2 separate regions of the Homo sapiens genome follow, and region 1 is linked to region 2. The links are chromatin loops, found by intact Hi-C in ENCODE. Cell type or tissue: PC-3. All regions are shown on one strand. Each heading gives the region's core, and the rest is flanking DNA. Links, peaks and the distances in the headings are about the cores only. Region 1 has its middle 120 kb from the start of RUNX2-AS1. Region 2 overlaps RUNX2 (RUNX family transcription factor 2).

Evidence for each region. A loop is a pair of places that touch in the nucleus more often than their neighbours do. Peaks named below come from ENCODE experiments on the same cell type or tissue, not always from the same donor. Only the 100,000 strongest peaks of a DNase experiment are listed, where the experiment ranks them.
Region 1: a loop joins it to region 2, with 2.6 times the contacts of the local background. A loop is called at or near these places in 2 of 110 quality-filtered maps.

The regions. Positions count from the first base shown.
Region 1 is chr6:45,696,386-45,699,418 of GRCh38, reverse strand. No RefSeq gene overlaps it. Among named protein-coding and RNA genes, the nearest start is that of RUNX2-AS1, 120 kb to the right of the region's middle. In PC-3, for the core only: no CTCF peak of the experiment used is centred there; a DNase peak (open chromatin) is centred at 1,648; H3K27ac peaks cover 1,944 bases.
Region 2 is chr6:45,432,007-45,434,751 of GRCh38, reverse strand. RUNX2 (RUNX family transcription factor 2) reads right to left here. Exons shown (of 9, transcript NM_001024630.4): 4 at 2,733-2,745. Among named protein-coding and RNA genes, the nearest start is that of SUPT3H, 55 kb to the right of the region's middle. In PC-3, for the core only: no CTCF peak of the experiment used is centred there; a DNase peak (open chromatin) is centred at 1,631; H3K4me3 peaks cover 289 bases; H3K27ac peaks cover 933 bases.

The DNA.
Region 1 (3,033 bases), core at 237-2,736, 260 kb before region 2:
AAAAGCAAACCTGACTTAAACCCAGGATGGGCAAAACACTCAAAACTCACCCTCTCCCTGAAACCCACTGTGTTTCCATGGTGTTCCTTTGATCAGGGAACAACGAATTCACACAAACCAAAATTGAGAAACAAAGAAAGAGAAATCATGTCAAAAGCAGAGACCAATTTTGAAGCATTCAGGAGGACATGAGGCCAAGATGGGTGTGATCCTAAAGGCTACCACCCAATAAGGCTTAAGGGGAACAACTTGCCTCCCACATCTTAGCCCTGGGTCAAAAGTCTCTTTCTCAAAGGAAGCACTACAAAGCGGTGAAAAGGTGTCCTTTGTGAGAAGTTCTAATTTGTCTTTTGTGAGAAGTTCTAGTGCTACTATAAATCACTGTGGACCATAAAGAGGGCCTCAGTGGAGGTGTCCCTGAGCTGCTTGAACTTGATGAGTCCTGAAAAAAAGAAACTTCCACCAACGAAGGTCAAGGGAGGACTACGATCCATTTTTAATCACTTGAAGTGGTTAAAGGGCAATAGCTCTGGTGGCACAAAATCACCCAACAAAAATGAACCTGGCACCTGTGCTGTCCTGGTAGCTGAGAAATTTTTAAGGAAGCATTCCTCAAAAGCAGGATGCATTGAGACCCAGAGGCTGAGGTTCAAGGTTAAAGGGTCCAGGTTGGGAAAGAATGACATTTAACTATCTAGTTTCCTTTTTTTGTGTTTGTTTTTTGTTTGTTTGTTTTTTGACAGTGTCTCACACTGTCTCCCAGGCTGGAGTGCAGTGGCGCCATCTCAGCCCACTGCAAGCTCTGCTTCCCGGGTTCAAGTGATTCTCCAGCCTCAGTCTCCAGAGTAGCTGAGAGTACAGGTGCATGCCACCAAGCCTGGCTAATTTTTGTATTTTTAGTAAAGACAGGGTTTCACCATGTTGGCCAGGCTGGTCTCAAATGCCTGGCCTCAAGTGATCCACCCACCTCGGCCTCCCAAAGAGCTGGGATTACAGGCATGAGCCACCACACCCAGCCTAGCTTCCTTTTAATATTGGCCTAACAGTCAGCCAAATCCAGATGAGTCTGGTATAAAAATGAGAAGATAGCCAGGGCTGCTGGTGACCTGGTGAGGTCATGGATGTAACTTCAAATTAAGAAAGTCACTCAGGTTTTAAAATCGCCCTACCCACCTCTCCAATCATCCTCAGGCTGTCCTGGTACAGTACACCAGCTCCAGCATCCAATTCATAATTGCTCCCAGATGATAACAGAGGCAAGGGAAGAGAAGCCAGGAGCAGGCTATCATGATATAGCTCATTTTCCAACTTCATATTATTAAGACGTCCCTTCTCTTTAGAATATAAAAGACCCAGAGAATCCCAGGCCTGACCTCCAAAGATTCCTAGGGTGGAGCCCAGGAATCTGTGAGGTTAGCAAGACCCCATCCCTACCAAGGGATTCTGATATTGGTGGTTTAAGGACTTACCGTGACCAAAACCCTCTCCCAGAACCCCATGTCTGGCTCCACTCATGGACCCCAAACAGAACACATGTAGTCAGGGTTGAGCAACCCGGAGATAAGCTCTGTGCTCCTGGGGTGAAAAGGCCATGGTTTTGTGGTCGTTCTTTTGGAATGCATTGCAGAAGGAGGACTAAGCATTTGTTCTTCATGCACGCAAGCTGATGACTCAATTCTGACAGCAGGCTTCTTGTAAGACGGCCTCCGCCAGGCTCCATAAGCAAAAGATTTAGTCAAGTGTGTTAATTCAGGTAGGGCTGTAATTAACTGACTATGGCTTCATCTCACCCTCAGAGTGTCCTTTTTAGATTGTATTATTGTTCCCAAATATTAATTCTCCTCTCTCCACTCCACCAGAGCTGCTGCCAACACAGCTTTCAAGCAATATAAGCAAGAGATAAATGTTTATTCTTTTAAACCATTGAGTTATTGAGGCTGTTTGTTATTGTAGCAAAAACTGGCTAACATAACCCTGTTTTGACAGGTACAGGAGTAAAGGACATTCTTTCACCTAACATACTTATTTTAAAGACCTACTGTGTGTCAGGGATTATTCAAGAATAAATGTTCAAACCTTACAAATACAGAATTTGACCACACCTTCCAACTCAGCTTTAGTCTCTTCTTCAATGGAAACAAATCATGTTACTCTTCTACTTAGAATTCTTCAAGCATTCTCCAGCTAACTCAAATTAAAGCTTAAGTCCTCTATAATGGCCTGCAGGACCCTACACACAGTCTGGCTCTCATATCCCCCATGACCCCATTTTCTACTACTCCCTATGTCCACTTTTCCAGCTGCCCTGGCCTACTTGCTGTTCCTTGAATACACTGAGCATGCTCCTACCTTAGGGCTGTTGCACCTGCTGTTCTTTCTTCTTTGGCCACTGTTCCCCACAATATGACAGGGCTCACTTCCTCACCTCCTTTAATGTCACCTATCAAATGTCACCTTCTCACTGAAGCATTCCTTGACCACCCAATTTGAATTGTAACTCTCCCCATGCCCTCCCTATACCTCTCCCCACCACATCTCTCTCCACTACACTCATCACCATCAAAATGGTGTGTATCAGCAGTTCTCAGAGTATGCTGTACAAGCCCTGAAGGTTTCTGAGACACATCAAAAGAATTTTCGTAATAACATGAAGCCATTACTTGTCCTTTTTCCCTTGCAGTATATGTCCTTTCTCTCTTACACTTGCAGTATGTCTTTTAATACTCTGAAAAATATACATAAAGGTCTTTTGCCACCTACCAAACTATGACAGTTGTCTCAAGGAAAAGTACTTGTATTATTGTTTGAGTTGCAAGCTGAACTGGCTGTTTTCTTTTTTTTTTTTTTTTAATGGATTTTTCTTTTGATCTTCACAGAAACCCTTTTTAGGGATTAATTGTTTTTATTCCCATTTTATGGTTGAAGAAACTAGAGCATAGAGAGTTTAAGCAAAATGCTTGCCTAATAAGCACCAGAGCTAGGATGAAAATGCAGGTTTATTCATTAGTTACATCATTAAGTTACCTTTAAAAT
Region 2 (2,745 bases), core at 246-2,745:
GTCATCCATGGCTTCATCAGGAAAAAGAAAGCATACCAAAAAAAAATTTAAGGACCAAAATCATTTTAAACACTTCTCTTTAAAAGATTAAGGATAAAAAAAAGGAAAAACCATGAAAAACCTTAAGCCTCTCCTAACTTAATGCAAGTTCCACTGATGCTCTACTTTTATTCTAGCACTTTCAAAAGTTGTGGTCATAAGATGACCCATAAAGTCAAAGTCAGTAGTGACATGACTCCTTTATAATCTAAGATTGTTTTTCAGTTTCTGAGAGTTTATGTTTCTACCAGTGGAAAGAAAAAAAAAAGTGCAATATTTGAGGAACTTGGTGTTTTTTTATAACACTACTGAAAATAGAAATATTTAAAGCCGGGAAAGAAAATACAATGGTAGCAGCATGTTGATCCAGACTTAATAGCTTAAGAGAAATGTAGAAGTGTGAAAATCAAAGAGGAAGCTGGAAGAGTCTGTTATAAAGCAGGTCAGGTACAAAGGGTACAAAGGCAGGTTAAAGGGTTTCCTGCCACTGAAAAACTGACCCATTTTTTTTTCAGAGTGTGATCTGTTATCAGTGTTCTCTGTCCTTTTTTCCTCTTCATCTCAGCTTGATATTACTGTTTCCTTTCATACAATGTTAATGCAGTGATATAAAAATATATTATTAGTGATAAATCAATTTTTCTTTCTCTCTCCACCCACTCCCCCTACCCCCCATCTAAGTCTTGAAGACAAGTCTGGACCAATTTCTCCATCCTGCCTCTGGCAGCAGACTGTAGCATTTCAGATCCTCCACCAAGTCCCGGCTGCTTCAAAGGAAAAATCCTACTTTCTTCAGTTAAGATCATAAGAAATATAGGGGGAGGGGGTCAGCTCTGTTTGGACATAATTACACTTCATCAAAAGAAGCTTTCTTCATCTTCCATGCGTGAAAAGTCTGCAAGCAGTTAAGTCTGTCTTTTTTTTTAAATATAAAAATTGCTATTTGGGAAACCAGCCAAAACTCAGAAAGCCAATATAGTAAAACAGTGCACACCCTTTGTTTCTCTTTGAAGTTTCTTAAATAAATATGTTGAGGGTTTACAAAGTACACTATCACTTTGCCATACTTTCTACTTAAATTGATCAGAAAAAAGTTATGCAGCATCTATATAATACAAAAGTAAGATAAATGAAAACACTAGTTTGAATCTGTAATGTAAAATTAAGCATGGCACCCAATCCTTTAAAAACTAAAATTCATTACTCTAGTTAAAAAAAAAAAGTATTATTACATAAGAAGAAAGATGCAATTCAGAGCATACAGGTAAATCATCATGTTCACATTTTTCTTGATTCTAACTAGAAAAAAAGGAAAACTTTAATTGCATAGTGGACCTGCATAAGTAAATGAGAAAAAGGAAGAATGAATACACACACACACATACTCCAAACCTAATCAGTCAATAGTGATATAGGATGTGTCTTTTTTTCTTCTTTTTATGAAAGTTAACTAAACCTGATGCAGAGATAACTCCCTTAGTTTTGATTCTACCGGAGGCTGTGAGCCTCATTTTATTTCAAACAACATGTCAGTGACAGTATCTCATTAGCATGAATCATTTTTTTTAAGTTAAAAAGTACAACTTCTTGGCCCTGTTCCTAGAAAGTAAACTAACACTACTCATCGGAAACAGCCTTGCTTGAATTTCCCTTATCAAGTTTTTACAATGGTAATAATTTGACATCTGATCCAAACTAAAGAGCAATTATTAGACATGGTTTAAAAAGTGGTGCTCCTCATTTCCTATTCAAACCTGGGTTGCAATGATTCCATAAGGCTTTATTTCACCTCAGTTCTAAAGTGGTCTATTTTCTTTCTTCTTATCAAAATACTTAAAATGGAAATATTAGATTCAGTTAAGTAAATAAATAAGCATAATGCTTCTAATAGTGAGTAACTAGTAAAAGTCTTTCTGTAGAATAAGTAAATAAAAGCCAAAATATTGGCCTCCTTAAAGACTTTTTTAAAAAACATTAACCTCATTTATCAAACAGTTACAAAAACCCTAAAAGGGATAATTTTCTATTTAAGGATCTCTAATTTTTGAATATGGATTCAGATGATGGGAATCCTTACATAGTATGGAACTATTAATATTAGAGTACTAATCATTCATCTGTCTAGGCAACCTTACATAGTCACTCTAACATAAGTAATACATTATTCACTTATTCAAATGAAAAGCCTTATGTTAAAAAAAAACCATGGTTTTTAATAAATTCTTACTATGAGAGTAAATTAAATCATATAGAGGTAACCTGTGATAAGTGAAGAGCATTATGCCAGCTGTCCTTGCTACAACTTAGACCAAAATTGATATTACCAGGAAATTGATCCAACATATCCATTTTTCTTTCCCCTTTACCACTCAATTTACTCAGTTATTTGACTCCTCATAATTCAGAAGTTGATCCTCCAACTGTTCTTTTCTCTACCTTATATGCTCACACCCAGTGAAATTAGGAGCTAGTTTTTCTGAAAACATTGTTTGAATTTTCAATATCATAAAATAAATGAAAAAGGCCTGAGTACTCAGAAAAACACTCAACTTCATCTGGATGTATTTAAATCAAATCTTCAGTAATTCTATTCAGAAAAAGAAGGTGCTGATTTGTATACAGACTAGTCTACATTTCATCAAAGGAGCCTAATGTGCTTATTCTATTATCAGTATCAAAAGTCAGAGACCTACCTCGTCCACTCCG